Linked DNA regions of Homo sapiens: all the other regions are linked to region 1. Evidence: chromatin contacts called from ENCODE Hi-C or POLR2A ChIA-PET data. All regions are on one chromosome and are shown on one strand. The core of a region is the stretch at or near the end of the contact, and the rest is flanking DNA. Distances in the headings are between cores, read along the strand shown.

What was found. Hi-C counts contacts between places; a loop is a spot of excess contacts on that map. ChIA-PET counts read pairs that join two places held with the same protein, here RNA polymerase II (POLR2A). Pooled maps may share reads with other maps.
Region 2: a loop to region 1 is called in a pooled map, with 2.0 times the contacts of the local background. The contact joins two enhancer-like sites. A Hi-C loop is called at or near these places in 1 of 168 maps with a recorded cell type or tissue (GM12878), 1 of 37 single-sample maps with no recorded cell type and 7 of 50 pooled maps.
Region 3: a pooled map shows a loop between it and region 1 (2.0-fold over the local background). The contact joins two enhancer-like sites. A Hi-C loop is called at or near these places in 2 of 50 pooled maps. POLR2A ChIA-PET finds 5 or more read pairs at or near these places in 3 of 52 experiments (CD4-positive, alpha-beta T cell, activated CD4-positive, alpha-beta T cell and activated naive CD8-positive, alpha-beta T cell).

Annotation. Positions count from the first base shown.
Region 1 is chr2:230,641,660-230,646,644 of GRCh38, reverse strand. No RefSeq gene overlaps it. Among named protein-coding and RNA genes, the nearest start is that of LINC01907, 56 kb to the left of the region's middle. RefSeq lists an enhancer at 2,013-2,182. Within about 2 kb of position 2,989, at least 14 of the 41 ENCODE cell types and tissues checked have a DNase peak (open chromatin) inside an H3K27ac peak, as active enhancers do; they include GM12878, where a contact is called at or near this core.
Region 2 is chr2:230,446,004-230,450,988 of GRCh38, reverse strand. SP100 (SP100 nuclear antigen) reads right to left here. Exons shown (of 29, transcript NM_001080391.2): 5 at 4,087-4,170; 6 at 1,839-1,901; 7 at 1,279-1,428; 8 at 734-817. All of the region lies in intron 3 of LOC101928816 (a long non-coding RNA gene), which reads left to right. Among named protein-coding and RNA genes, the nearest start is that of SP100, 32 kb to the right of the region's middle. RefSeq lists an enhancer at 2,780-3,049. Within about 2 kb of position 3,073, at least 7 of the 41 ENCODE cell types and tissues checked have a DNase peak (open chromatin) inside an H3K27ac peak, as active enhancers do; they include GM12878, where a contact is called at or near this core.
Region 3 is chr2:230,502,674-230,507,658 of GRCh38, reverse strand. It overlaps SP100 (SP100 nuclear antigen), which reads right to left. Exons shown (of 29, transcript NM_001080391.2): 20 at 4,549-4,593; 21 at 3,369-3,473; 22 at 1,214-1,356. The region is part of intron 2 of LOC101928816 (a long non-coding RNA gene); the gene reads left to right. It also overlaps the pseudogene RN7SL834P. Among named protein-coding and RNA genes, the nearest start is that of SP100, 89 kb to the right of the region's middle. RefSeq lists an enhancer at 2,372-2,541. Within about 2 kb of position 2,343, at least 2 of the 41 ENCODE cell types and tissues checked have a DNase peak (open chromatin) inside an H3K27ac peak, as active enhancers do.

The DNA of each region.
Region 1 (4,985 bases), core at 1,740-4,239:
TTTCCTTATATATTAATTTTTTTTACAGGGTCTCGTTCTGTTACCCAAGCTGGAGTGCAGTGGCACGATCATAGCTCATTGCAGCCCCGAACTCCTGAGCTCAAGCGATCCTCCCACCTCAGCCTCCAGATAGCTGGGGCTACAGGTGTGTGCTACCATGCCTGGCTAATTTTTTTCAAAATGTTTTTGTAGAGAAGGGGTTTGTGTTTCTCAGGCTTCTTCTATATTAATTTTATCTTTCCAAATTAGGTAGTTTTGTGCATCACCTCACATCCCTTTTGTAATGAGGAATGAGAATAAAGCATGAGAAAATATAGGGGGGTAGATAGGGAACTGGAGGATGGACTTCTGGCCTCCATGGACTCACAGAAGCTGAGCCACCGCTCCTTCTCCTCGTGCCTGCCCTTCTCCCAGCTAGTCTGGCTCTAACTTAAAGTTCCATTTCCCAGATTTCCATTTGCCCATGATGCACTGGGAGCCTGGTAAGTGACTGAGGAGTGGAGAGAGGCAATAGAAAGCTTTGGGGGAAAGCCCACAGATCCTTGAAAACACAGACACTCCATGTTTTCTAGTCTGGAACATCACTTTCAGAATCTGCCTGTCACTGAGCTTTCTTAGGCATGAACCGAAGCAGGAACGTCCCACCCTTTATTCTGTGAGTTAAGACTCGGCTGCAAAAGTTGCTGGATACAAAGTCTATATATAAGAATCAATGGGATTTTTACAAACTAGAAACAAACCAGTAGAAATAATTTTTCTCGGCCGGGCGCAGTGGCTCACATGCATAATCCCAGAACTTTGGGAGGCTGAGGTGGGCGGATCACCTGATGTAGGAAGTTCGAGACCAGCCCGGCCAACATGGCGAAACTCCGTCTCTACTAAAAATACAAAAATAAGCCGGGCGTGGTGGCGCATGCCTGTAATCCCAGCTACTTGGGAGGCTGAGGCAGGAGAATCCCTTGAACCCAGGAGTTGGAGGTTGCAGTGAGCCGAGATCGTGCCACTGCACTCCAGCCTGGACAACAGAACAAGACTCCGTCTCAAAAAAAAAAAAAATTTCCCCTTTTTTTTTTTTTGAGAGAGTCTCGCCCTGTCAGCCAGGCTGGAGTGCAGTGGTACGATCTCATCTCACTGCTACCCTCTCCTCCTGGGTTCAAGTGATTCTCATGCCTGTGCCTCAGCCTCCTGAGTAGCTGGGATTACAGACACCTACAATCACACCTGGCTAATTTTCATATTTTTAGTAGAGATGGGGTTTTACCATGTTAGCCAGGCTGGTCTCGAATTCCTGATCCCAAGTGATCTGCCTGCCTCGGCCTCCCAAAGTGCTGGGATTACAGGAGTGAGCCACTGCACCTGGCCAGTCTTTCTTTCAAATTTTAGAGACAGGGTCTTGCTGTATCGCCCAGGCTGGAGTACAATAGCTCTTTACAGGCACAGTCATAGAACACTGCAGTCTTGAACTCTTGGCTTCAAGCAATCTTCCTGCCTCAGCCTCTTGAATAGCTCAGATTACAGGTGTGCACCATTGTGCCAGCCAGAAATGATTTTTTTTTTTTTTTTGGAGTCGTGCAATCGTGGCTCATTACAGCCTCAACTTCTGGGGCTCAAGTGATCCTCCCACCTCAGCCTCCTGAGTAGCTGGGATTATAGGCGTGTGCCACCATACCTGGCTAATTTTTAAGATTTTTTTGTAGAGACAAGGTCTCTGTGTTGCCCAGGCTGGTTTTGAACTCCTAGGCTCAAGAAATCTGCCCGCCTCCCAAAGTGCTGGGATTATAGGTGTGAGCCACCATGCATGCTCCAGAAATAAAAAATTTTAAGGAAGTATTATGTAGAACAACCAGGGCTGGGACTGGAATGAGGCAAGAGAGGTATCTAAGACACAAAATTGTGAGGAGGCATTCACTCTCCTCTTCTCTTGCCTCACCCTACTCCTGCACTTGAGAAACTATCAGAAAGGGTAGGGCGCAAGGGCACCATGGCTCATGCCTGTAATCCCGCCACTTTGGGAGGCCGAGGTGGGCAGATCACTTGAGGCTAGGAGTTAGAGACCAGCCTGGCCACGATGGTGAAACTCTGTCTCTGCTAAAAATACAAAAATTAGCTGGGTGTGGTGGTGAGCTCCTGTGGTCCCAGCTACTCGGGAGCCTGAGGTGGGAGGATCACCTGAGCCCAGGGAGGTCAAGGCTGCAGTGAGCCAGGATGGTGTCACTGCACTCTGGCCTTGGTGACAGAGTGAGACCCTGTCTCAAAAAAGAAAAAAAAAAAGAAAAAAGACTGAATTTTACTGTAGGTAGATTACACTTTAATTTTTAAAAAAGGAAAAAACAAAGTAAGGCCCTTGGGCTATTGGAAACTAGCTACCCTGACGTAGATCAGCCAAAGTACCCCAGCTCTATAAGCTCACTTCATGTGAGCTCGAGCCCTGTATGCACTTTGCCCCACTCTTAAAGGCACCATGGGAGGAAACGGAAAGTTCAAGAGGCAGGAAGAAGTCAGAAGAGCCATGTGATGAGTATCTAACTGTATTTAGCTTCAGTTTCAAGATGTGGTGAACATGCAGAAGAGAATGAAAAACTCCCACTGCCTCTTGTCCCCAGGTTTTAGGCAGGAAACTTGATTATGAGTAAAATAATTGAGTGATTGGTTTATTGGATAGACAAGTGACAGGAAACATCCCACCCCCGCTCCCGTGTCCCCTGCCCTCCTGCCCACTCAAACCTGCTGTTTGACATCATCTTGTCTATTTCTGCTGTCTTGGTTTGGGTGTCCCTGGAAACAGACCCTGAGACGTGAACTGGGTATAAATAGTGAGGAAGTAAGATAGGAAAGGGAATGGGCCATTAAAGAGTGAGTTTTCAGACCAGAGGTCACAGCATTATCCCGACTGAGGGGCAGGAAGCTGTGGTACTTACCCAATGACTTCCTGTCCCTCCTTGGTTGAAGACTACTTCCAGGCACTTGACCACTCCAGCACTTCCTGTTTGCCTTGCTCAAGCGTTGAGCACCCTCCCTGGCCAGATAAAAGCTGTTGGGCAGAGGCTCGGGTATTGGCAATACAAGGCCTTCCTGCGTAGGTTGAATGCCCGGGATGTGGGCACAACAGTGCTCACTAGACCTGGTTAAAATCTGGGGATGGCCCACAGTTTTTCCAGGACCTTTTAGTTATAAGAACAGACTCCTTTTAATAATTAAAAAAAGTCTTATCTCTTCTAATATTCAATATTTTATCCTACTAACGCCCTCTACCCTGCTTCAGCTGGGGCCTGTCTTAGTCCAGGAACTGTGGGGAGTGGTCTGATCGCTTTTCTGACTCTCAACCTCTGGTCTCCTTCGCCACCTGTTCTTTTGGTCTCTGCAGGACTAGAGTGGGCAGGGGAAGAGAGGTGAGGGGCAGGAAGGGCTTTGGTTGACCTGCTCTGTTGTAATTTTAAGTGGGAACTCCAGGGAACTGGATGACACCTCCTGCTGCCCAATTGATCACCAATGCAGGGTCCCTGCTTTCTGGTTCATTCCCCTGCTTTACTTGCAGCAAGTTCTCCTGGGCAGAGTCTCTCTCAAGGAGACCTGGCCCAGCTCCTTTCAGCGAGCCCATCTCTGGCCTCTGGGAGATGCACATCCATCCTTGTCCCACCAGGCTCTGGAAGTGCAGGCCCTTTCCACCACCGTCATGTCTCTTCCTGTATTTGCCAAGCAGGGTGAGTTCCAGCCATGGCCTCCAGGCTATAGATTCTTTGGGTGTGGCTTCAGTCCCGAGTCCTTCGTGTCTATCTCTCCAAGGGATTCCTTATTTTTTAATTTTTAAATTTATTTTTATTTTTTGAGATGGAGTCTCGCTCTGTAGCCCAGGCTGGAGTGCAATGGCGTGATCTTGGCTCACTGCAACCTCTACCTCCCGGGTTCAAGTGATTCTCCTGCCTCAGCCTTCCAAGTAGCTGGGATTACAGGCGTGTGCCACCATGCACAGCTGATTTTGTATTTTTAGTAGAGATGGGGTTGCATCATGTTGGTTAGGCTGGTCTCGAACTCCTGACCTCAGGTGATCCACTCGCCTCAGCCTCCTAAAGTGCTGGGATTACAGGCACGAGCCCCTGCAGCCAGCCTCCAGTGGATTCTTTTAAAGCCCCTCACTTGGCTTGAGATGGTACAATCTGCCCTGTGTTGCCAGCTTGTCAGCTGGGAAGCTTTGGGCTGCAAGAATGCCAGATCTCAGTTAAACTGGTTTAACTATAAAGCCTTTGACTGTAAGACATTCAATGTTTCAGGGCAGACTGATCTTGCGGTTTTAAGACATCTCCCATGACCCAGGACCTTTGAGTCTCTCTGCTCTGTTGCCCACCCTGTTGGCTGCATCTGAAGATGGCTGTTGCCAGATGTAATCCAAGCCTTATGCTTTCTGGTTCATGTCTAGTGGCTCACATCCTTCTCGAGGAGCCCTCTGTCCCACTATTCTAAGAGAGAGTGCTGAGAGCCACTCCGATCGGCCCAGTTAAAGATGTGTCCACCTCCAAACCAACGACTTATGGAGGATAAAATAAAAAATGCTGATTGGCTAAGCCATCTCAATGGTTTCCTGTATGCAGAAGGGGTAAACGTACAAACGAAAATTTGGGTATTGTTAGGAAGAGGGGAATGGATGCTGAGTAGACAACTGCATTAGTTTCCTGGGGCTGCCGTAACAAAGTACAGTCATGCATCGCCTAACAACGGATACGTTCTGAGAAATGCATCATGAGATTTCATCATTGTGTGAACATCATAGGTTGTATTTACACTAATCTAGATGGTGTAGCCTACTGCTGGTACCTAGCACACCTAGGCTACATGGTGTAGCCTACTGCTCCCACGCTATGAACCTGGACAGCATGTTACTGTATTGAATACTGCAGGCAATTGTAGCACAATGGTATTTTGTATATCTGTTTTCTTTTGTTTCTTTCTTTTTTTTTTTTTTAGACGGAGTCTCGCTCTGTTGCCCATGC
Region 2 (4,985 bases), core at 1,824-4,323, 200 kb after region 1:
TAAATCAGGGACCATCTGTATATGGAAGAGATATCTGCTCTCCCATGTTCATTGCAGCAGTATTCACAATAGCCAAGATACAGAAACAACCTAAGTACCCATCAGTGGGTGAATGGATAAAGAAAATATATACACAATGAAATACATCTACACACTGAAATACTATCTAGCCTTTGAAAAGGAAGAAATCCTGTTATTTGCAACAACAACCATGAACCTGGAGGATATTATGTTATGTAAAATAAGACAGGCATGGAAAGACATATATGACATCTCACTTATATGTAGAGTGTAAAAAAGATGAATTTATAGAAGTTGAGAGTATATGGTGGTAACAGAGGCTGGGGATATGAGGAAGAGGACTGGGGAGATGTTGGTCAAAGGATACAAAATTTTAGTTAAATAAGAGAAATACATTAAGAGATCTTTTATACAACACGATTAATATAGTTAATAATGTATTCTTAAAAATTACTGAGAGAATAGGTTTTGTGTTATCACCACAAAAATGATAAGTACGTGAGGTAATATTTATGCTAATTAGCTCTAATTAGCCTTTTCACAATGTGTACATATTTCAAAACAACATGTAATGATAAATACATCCAGCTTTTAATCTGGTAATTTTAAAAAGTGGTTACGATGGTAAAACAACAACCAACCAACCAACCAACCAAATGTATAGCATCTGAATAAGAAAGGAAAGAAAATAGGCAAGGTAAGCAATAATTACTTTCTTCATCACAGGGCAACGGGCAGGGCATCTCCCTTCCAGCATCCCCATTATTCACTTGGACAGCAATTTGTTCGCAGGACTCTGGAGATAAACGAGATCACAGCTGAGATCCAGTAGAGCCTTGCTCTGTCCTGTTTCCATTTGGTTAGACCTCACCCTGCTTCTCCTTTCTTCTCCTGTTTCTACTTATACCCCTGTCTGCATATATTGCTGCGTGAAGGTGTTCGTGCTTCATTGATTCCTGTCCAATCTCTCTCTTACTTTCTCCTTTTGCCTTTTGTTTGTCTCTCTTCTTTGGTGAGACTCTGCAACTCTTCCCCTTTCTCTCTCAGTTTTTTGCTTCTAGCTTTCTTCCTCCAGGTCTTTGTCATCAGTATGTCAGTGTATCAGGCTCATCTGTATAACAGGCCCCCTCTGTGTCTATGTGATTTTCCCCTGCTTGTTAAACAGGTGTCTCCTTGTATTGTGCATTAGACTCTTCCTCTGCCACCAGCCAGGGCCCCTTGGCTCCTCCCCATTCATGCCAACCCAGTCAGTCTTACCTGTTGGCTCAGCCTTTTGAGCACATTGTTCATTTGTTTGTTGGCTTCCTAGCGAATCATCTTTGTCACTGGTTGTATCTTTTCTCTTTGCATTTATCTGTTCTGTTTCACAGGGGTGCTCTGAGAGTCCATTTTCAGGTGGGGTTGTACCTAAACCATGGTTTGATTCACAGGTATTTTATTTGCCCTCTGCTGCCTGTCACTCCCCTCCAACCACTACAGCACGGGCCACTGATGGACGTAAGGTCAAGGCACCAAGGCAACAGCCAGATTCAAGCAGATGCAGGCAGAAAATGGTGAAGCAGGCACATGGGTAAAACGACCAGGCTCAGCGGCAGCAGGAACCAGCAGCAAGTGTGATTAAGGGGTGTGGGAGGAAGAAACCCTCCTAGGCAACCTAGAGGATAAGGACTTGTTATTTAAATCCCAGAAATGGAAAAACTGTAGATGTAAAACCTGAAAATTCTGGACAATCATTAACACAAAGAGGCAACCCCACAGCACATTCCAGAAAGGGGCAAGAATAGCAGAGGCTCAAAGAGTAGTAAACAGGAACAAACCAGCATGAGATGGGGAACCCGAAGGTGGCCAAGTCAGGCTTCGAAAAGAGTTTTCACCAGTTCCTGGCAGGAAGAAATTAGAAGTTTATTTCAGAAATCGAGGTATGGATTTTGCCATTCTCCCCTAATCCCTTTTTGGTCTCTGTAACGTAGGAGTTAAAGACCCCTTCTAGGTCTCAATGCAAAGGCCACCTGGAGCTGGCAGATGCTACCTAATTACTGAAGTCAGACTCCAGCCTTGAGAGTAGGGGACTGGGTCAGCTGCACCCCTGGATGACAGGGGCCTTGGCCAGACAACTCTGCTGCGTGTCCTCTGTGAGACACTCTGGTAAGTGATGATGGCAGAGTGATCCTGCCTTTGTCCCCAGAGCTACCCTGCCCAGGGCCCTTAGCTCAGTTTCTTTGAAGTCCTGGTTGCCTCATGCCCACCCCCTTTCACACAACACCCTCCCTCTCCACATCTGTTCATGCTTTCTCATTGGCTTTTCCATGAGGACTCAGTGTCTGAGTAGCCTCTACTTCCTCCAGCTCTTGGTATTCTTTTTTTCTGGATCTTTTTGTCTGCAAATATTTCCTCATTTTTGTTTCATTTTTCTGTTTTTATTTTTTTAGATTGCCTGGATAGCACAGGGTTAGGAATGCAGGCTCTGGGGTAGAACATCTGGGTTTTTCCTTATTCATCTGACCCTATGTAAACTCCATTTGTGGTATCTCTGGATTTCAGTTACCTTATCTGCAAAATAGGCATATAAGTAATATTAATCTCCAATGGCTGTCATGAGCATTAAACCAACCGCCACAGAGTAGATGTTCAATCAAAGTGAGCTGTTAATGACAAGGTTATTTTTGTTGTCTTTTACCCCTTTTCACGGTTTCATTTCCCTTCCTTTGTCCTCTAGGTACTTACATCCTCTTCCCATGTGCATCACTTCCTTTCTGAGTCTCTCTACATGACCGCCTTTCTCTTTGAATATTCCTGCTCTTGAACAACATCCTCACATTTAAATTTGTCCCCTCTTCTGCCATCACCAAGTTTCTCCCGTGATATAAGAAATATACATTTCAGTCTTAATTCCCTGCTCCTGGCCAGAGCTCCTAAAACCCTAAAACATCTTAAGTCATAACAAGTGAAAAGAGCACTTTCTGTTATTCATAACAACCCCTTTTCGACCACACCTGGGTTTATGTTAATGAGGTAACTTTTGGAAAGCCCCTAAGGATTGGGGTGTGGTTGCCAGGGGAGCTGAACATGAGATTAGAGGGGTGGAACTTTCAGCTCCACCTCTTGACCTCCAGGGAGGGGAGAGGAGGGATGGAGGTTAACTTAATAATCAGGTGCCAATGATTTAATCAATCCAGGCTGTATAATGGAATGTCCATAAAGAACCCTAAGTGACTGGGTTCAGAAATCTTCTGGGTTGGCAAACACATGGAAGTGCCAGGAGAGTCGTGTCCCAGAGAGGGCAGAAGCTCTGTGCCCTTCCCCACGCTTTGCCCTATGCATTTCTTCCACTTGGCTCTTCTTGAGTTGTATCCTTTATAATAAATGTCAAATATAAGTCAACATTTCCATGAGATCTGTGTGATCTACTAGGAAAGTATGAAAGCCAATGAAGGGCTTGCGGGAACCTCCAATTTACAGGCACAGGCCACAACCTGAGACTTGCAACTGGCATCTGAAGTGGGGGGCATTCTTATGGGAATGAGCCCTTAACCTGCGGAGTCCGTGCCAAGTCTGGGCAATTAGTGCCAGAATTCAATTAAATTATAAGATATCAGATGGTATCTACAGAGAATTGGAGAACTGACTGATGTGGGGAGATCACCGACATGTTTGGTGTCAGAAGTGTTGTGAATATGACAGTACAGGTAAAACAGGAGCCTTTCTTTCCCCAGGGGTCTCCTCTTTGATGTTGACCACGGGCCACGGGCTGTGGTTCTTAACCCTTTGCAACTTCACACTGATCCCCTACAGGGACCTTTCTAAATTACAATTACTTCTAGGTAGTCGGCATCTGTAAATCTGGCCTACTGACACGCTTGGTTCTGATTCCCTCATGGTTATTGAGCCAACTATGCCTTGTCATGGCCACTTCTCCAGGACCCTGCACCTGGTTAGAAGCTCATATAACTCTCTCCTTGACTTCTCCATAGTCCTTCCATATGTCTTCCCTGATTCACAATCTCCACTCAGAACCTTGGATCCCTAACCTCTCTTAGAAAAAAGCTTTTATTCTGTCATTTTTACCTTGTTCAAGACTTAGTTGGAGGCCAGACCTCTCCTCCCTCTCTTCTTCTTCACTTTCTTGGAGAGGCAATTTGTCATGGATTACTGAAGAGTGGGAGAGAGAAGAAGCAATTAGAGATCTACAGGGACCAGGGACAATGTCTGGAAATCATGCTTTTAGGAATTTCCAGCCCTTGGGTGACTCAGAGCTCAGAGGGTTCCACATGACCTAAAGTTCTCCCGTCATCCCCTGGGACAGAGAAGAGAAGACCCCAACAGTGAAGGCTTTATTGTCCTACACAAAAAGGAGACATTCAAGATTTAAGGATAAAGGAGTAATGGAAACATTGTGAGCTGTGTTACCCTCAAAATTGTCAGATGGCAGGGTAGGCATATATCAAGTGTAAGGAAGAAACTGGGGAATTCCCTGGGGAGAAGGTCTCAAGTCCTAGAGAGATTCCACTTTTTTATAATCAGCCAGGTGCAGTGGCTCACACCTGTAATCACAGAAAATCAGCCACGTGCAGTGGCTCACACCTGTAATCACAGCACTTTGGGAGGCCGATGCAGGAGGATTGCTTGAGCCCAGGATTTTGAGACCAGCCTGGGCCACATAGCTGGACCTCATCTTTGAAAAGAAAAATAAAATTAGCTGGATGTGGTGTTGCACACCTATGGTCCCAGCTACTCAAGAGGCTGAGGGGGGAGGATCACTAGAGCCCAGGAGGCTGGGGCTGCAGTGAGCTGAGATTATGCCACTGCACTCCAGCCTGGGCAACAGATTGGAACTGTCTCAAAAAACATAAATAAATAAAAAATAAATGAGAAAAACCTCAACATCTTTAAAGATGAGGCTAGAAACAGGAGAATGTTGTCTTAATTGGGTCAGGGAGGATGAACAGTTCTCAAATAAACATAAC
Region 3 (4,985 bases), core at 1,094-3,593, 140 kb after region 1:
TTAGACCTAGCTCAGTGCAAGAGTTCCACAAAATGGTCCTCAACCTCAAAGCCAGAAATGACTTTCTCTTCTCCGATCTATTGTACCTCTTCCTGCAGGTGTCTCTTGTGAGAACATTGACACCGTGTCCAGGCCTGTAATTATGAAAGCACAGCCTTCCTTCTGGGAAGGGGCTCACACTTTGTATACCCTCCACAGCTTTAGATGTTGGTTCAATAAGTATTTACTGGGCAAAGATCTTTTATTTGTGTAATAGTTATTTATTTATTTTTAGAGATGGGGTCTTGCTGTGTTGCTCAGGCTGGAGTGCAGTGCAGTGCCTATCGACAGGTGCAAACCTACTACTGATCAGCAGGAAAGTATTGACCTGCTCTGTTTCCAACCTGGACTGGTTTACCCCTCCTTAGGCAATCTGGTGGTCCCCTATGTTGATGCTGAACTTAGCATGGATATCTCATTGGCATAGTACACTAAGCCCAGGACCCCTGGGCTCAAGTGACCCTCCTGCTTCTGTCTTCTGAGTAACTGGGACTACAGACATGTGCAACTGTGCCTGGCAGATTTTTTTTTTAATTGTTAGAGTGGCATGAGGAAGGACTGTCTGTGGGCGTGCAACAGAAAGCACTGTATTTGGAGTCTAAAGACACAGGTTCATCTGCAGCAAAGACCCTGTGCCTGCTTTGTAACATCAAGGGGTTCATATGAGAAGCAATGTTACTTTAAAATGCAATTTATTTATATTCTCTTACAAGAATAAATTTGAGGTGGCCTATTCAAAGAAATCTTGTTGAAATATTTTGTAATCCAGGAACTACATATATATATGTTAAATATGTGTGTGTGTGTGTGTGTGTGTGTGTGTGTGTGTGTGTGTGTATTTAACATTTACCTCCCCCGAAAATTTAAGACCTCCCCTCCAACTTAAGTTACTTTCATGTGACCAAATTGCACAGTTTATTAATGGCAGAGTCAAGGCCACAATTTACTGTCCAACCTTCAAAAGGGTAAGAAATAAAGTACTTAGAGGATTAAGCTGTAATATAAGCCAGCCAACGTAATGTTCAGGTGAGAACGTTAGTAATAACATATGCATGGAGACCTGGGCAGAGGAAGTCATGATGAATTTCTGGGCACTGAGAAATTCTGCTAAAGCTTGGTGTTAGTGAAGCATGACAGCTAAATCCTTGGTTTCAGCCATCTGTCACTAGAATACCTCCATCAGGACTTTCAGGGTATATCCACCGCAGCGTATACTTAGCTTCCAGTTCTTGGATGCTCCGCGGTCTCCTTCAATTTCAAATTCCCTGGGAGTGAACCACTTTTTATCCTCACTCTGTATACACTTCTTTGAGGTTCCTGTAAGACCAAGGCAAAGTGAGCTCCCCAACTGTGAAAACACCTGAACTTGGCCTCCCCCCATGCTGGGGTCTGGGGCCACCCACTTTGGGCTTAGGATCGTAGCAGTAAAGTCTGAATTTTCCTGTCAGATATCAGGGGCTTCATACCCAGCCTGAAGGAACAGAGATGAAGGGTTCTCTCTGTCATGTGTGTACATTTCTTTGACCATCATGCAATGAGAAGAAATATTACTACCAACATTTACCTTTTCAACGTATTTTGCTATATTCCAAAGGTGGGGGTGGGTGCAAAGAATGGCCCTAAAGAATGAGCAGAATTCTTCCTCCTCCCTTCTCTGAGACCTGATATAGAGTCAGCCTGAATTTCAGAGAGGTGGATGAAGGCATAAAGCCCTCTACCATGCTCTTGGGTCCCCAAGTGGCCATGTGGAAGCTGTTACTACAGCCACATCTGCCTTGTCTTGTACCATGTTGTACATGTGGTACAATCAATTATGTTTCATATTTTGAACTCATGGCTATTTTATATTAAAAGTAATTATGGAAATGTTATATAGTGGGAGAAGTTAAATTATGCTTATGCAACATAGTCATGGGGCAAACATTTATATTTGTTGGTGCTCAAAGAACTATGTTGTGGGGAGGTGTCAACCATGACAGATGAACATTAGTTCTGTAATTTAACAATTGTAACTTGCAAAGTATTTTATGTCTGTTTTTTTATTTTTTTCTCATAATAATACAGTGAGGCAAGTTATATTATTGTTCTGATTTTGTAGAGAAGGAAGTTCAAGGTTAGAGAGACCGAGCACCTGGCTGTAGATGAATCAGACACTCTTGGTATAGCTGAAACTTGAATGCAGGTCTTCTGATTCTAAACCCTGTGATCTTACCATTTAGCAGAAGGCTAAACAGATGTTATGGGAAATGGGGCGTGAAAGTTACTGCTGAGATTCTCAGATGTGTACATTTTCCACCCAAGTACTGAGGTGCTTGCCCTTGTAGTGGGTGCTAGTTGGATGTCTTGTGGGCCTTTCACATAGGGTAAGAGGAGATGGCCTCATAGGTTAATGTTTTATGAATTTTGAAAGTGTGAAAATGTCATTGTTGTGCAAAACAGAGTTAACAGAGTGGGCCTGAGACTTTCCTTAGAGGGCCTATATGCAAGGTTGGCCATTGTCCATATGCAAGTTTGGCCACTGGCATTTAGGAATTTGGATTTTAGGAGAGTTCTATCATTCCCAGAACTCACTGTGGGCTAAACTGTTCATAATAAACAATGTGGATAAACATATTGTTTATCCATAAAGATAAAGCCCTTTAGAGATAAATCCCTCTTATTTATGGTTATAAACAAATGCAATTTATTTATATTCTCTTACAAGAATAAATTTGAGATAGCCTATCCAAAGAAATCTTGTTAAAATGTTGTGTAATCTGGGAACTACCGATCCTGATGTATTATTTTCAGACATATGTAAATAAATTGCATTTATCTATAACCATAAATGAAGAAGAGGGCTCACTGTGCCTAAACTGTTTGCGCAAATGATATGGTTTATGCTGAACACCCGCTTTCCTTCTGGGAATCTGGAATTTTGGTATGTGCTAGGCAGAGGGCACCTATGTGACTGGTAAAAACCCTGGACTCCTAAACTCAGGCTGGTTTCCCTGGTAGACAACATTTTACATGTGTTGTCACAATTTGTTGCTGCAGTAATTAAATGAGTCCTGCATGACTCCACTGGGAGAGGACTCCTGGAAGCTTGCTTTTGGTTGTCTCTGAATTTCACCCCATGTGCATTTTCCCTATGGTATGTTTTGCATGCTTCTCTCATAAACCCTAGCTGTAAATGTGATGATGTCCCAAGTCCTAGGAAAGCTCCTAGCAAATCTTCAAGCCTGGGGCTGGTTTTGCAGAACCTCAAAGGCAAGTGTCTACTCCTAAACAGTATGCTATCTGTGTGGATATTTTCCAGCTGAAAATCGTAGATGGACCAGTAAACTCACCTTGTTTGAATCGCTCCTTATATAGAGTGCCCTTCACCTCACCACAGGTCACAGGAAGTTCAGATTGTTTAAAATTAATATTTTCATCTTTGGGAATTCTTGGACCTGCAAGGAAGCATTTTTTTTTCCATTCCATCTACTTTTACAACTGTGCATTGTCCCTCCCCACCTGTCTTGAGAGCTTTCTTTTATAATTCAAAATGTATTGGAGGTATTTCCCCCATGAATCAGTTACATTTCAAAGTCCTTCTTTCATGGCACATTAGATAGCTGTAGATACTGTTGTCCTCCATTCCACCCTCTAAAATATGACACAACATCCTGGCATGTGGTAGGATCTCAACTTTCAAGCTGGTTGGTCATATCCACCTATCACACAATGATTTTCCTCCTGATGTTTTGAAGGGAGATTTCCACTCATATTGCTTTGATGTTGTGTTAAAACAAACTCTCAAATTTTAGCCTCATCTCCCCATTCCAGGCATTGACTGAGGGGACAGAGGGCAGGATGGCAGAGTGGCACCTAATGGGGCACCTTTCGGGGTGGCATCTGTCTCCCTCTTTGCCAACTGCTTTGCTTCACTTTTTCACTTGAGCTTTCTCCGACGCTAAAAGGGAAGCTTGGTGTGGGGGGTTCTAGAAGAAACTGCACATTGAGAGAGGAGGGATAAAGAGAGATTGACGAAGCATTCAGATATACAGTTAGATAGAAGAAATAAAACCTGGTGTTTTCAATAGATCAATAGGGTGATTATAGTTAACATGAATTGATTATACATCTCAAAATAGCTAAAAGAGAATAATCTGAATGTTCCTGGCATCAAAAAAGGTAAATATTTAAAGTGATGGATATCCCAATAACTCTGATTTGATTATACGAAAGTATCAAATTGTCACATGTACCCCCAAGTATTTCTATCTATTACGTATTAATCAATCAATCAACAAAAAAGAACGTGCACATTGCTCAGGGAACCCTGCATGAGGGGTTGACTGGGACACTGGGGATCTGATTCCACTGAAGCAGGTATTGAGGGTCTTAAAATGAACTGCTGGTCAACGTTAAGGCTCCAGTACTAGCTCCATATGCCAATTAAGAAAACTGACTTGTTACTCACAGTACAGAATATTAAATATTAAATGTTTAATTATGAAAAACATATCGATCACTTCTATTTACCTCTTTTTCTTCTTCTTTTCAAAGGTCTAGTGTTGGCTTTTCTTCCTGAGAAAGTTGAAAAACAACATAAATGTCTCTTTACATTGCAAATAGTAGTGTTTTACAAAACCACCATTCAAATGCAACTTTTCAGGATCCTGTCTAGAACTTAAAGAAAAATATCAGGAGTCGGGAACTTTTTTTGTAAAGGGACAGATAGTAAGTAGTTAAGGTTTTTCAGTTCATAACCTCTGTTGTGACTACTCAACTCTGTAGTTGTGTCATGAATTCATCAAAGGATGCGACGGTGACTGTGTTCCAGTAAAACTTTATTTACAGTCAGCAGGATAGATTTGCCCTGTAGGTCATACTTTGCTGACCTCTGATCTAGACTCGGTTACAGCCACGATGCTTAACTGAGATGTATCCTATATTTCTCTATTAACGTCTCCAAATCA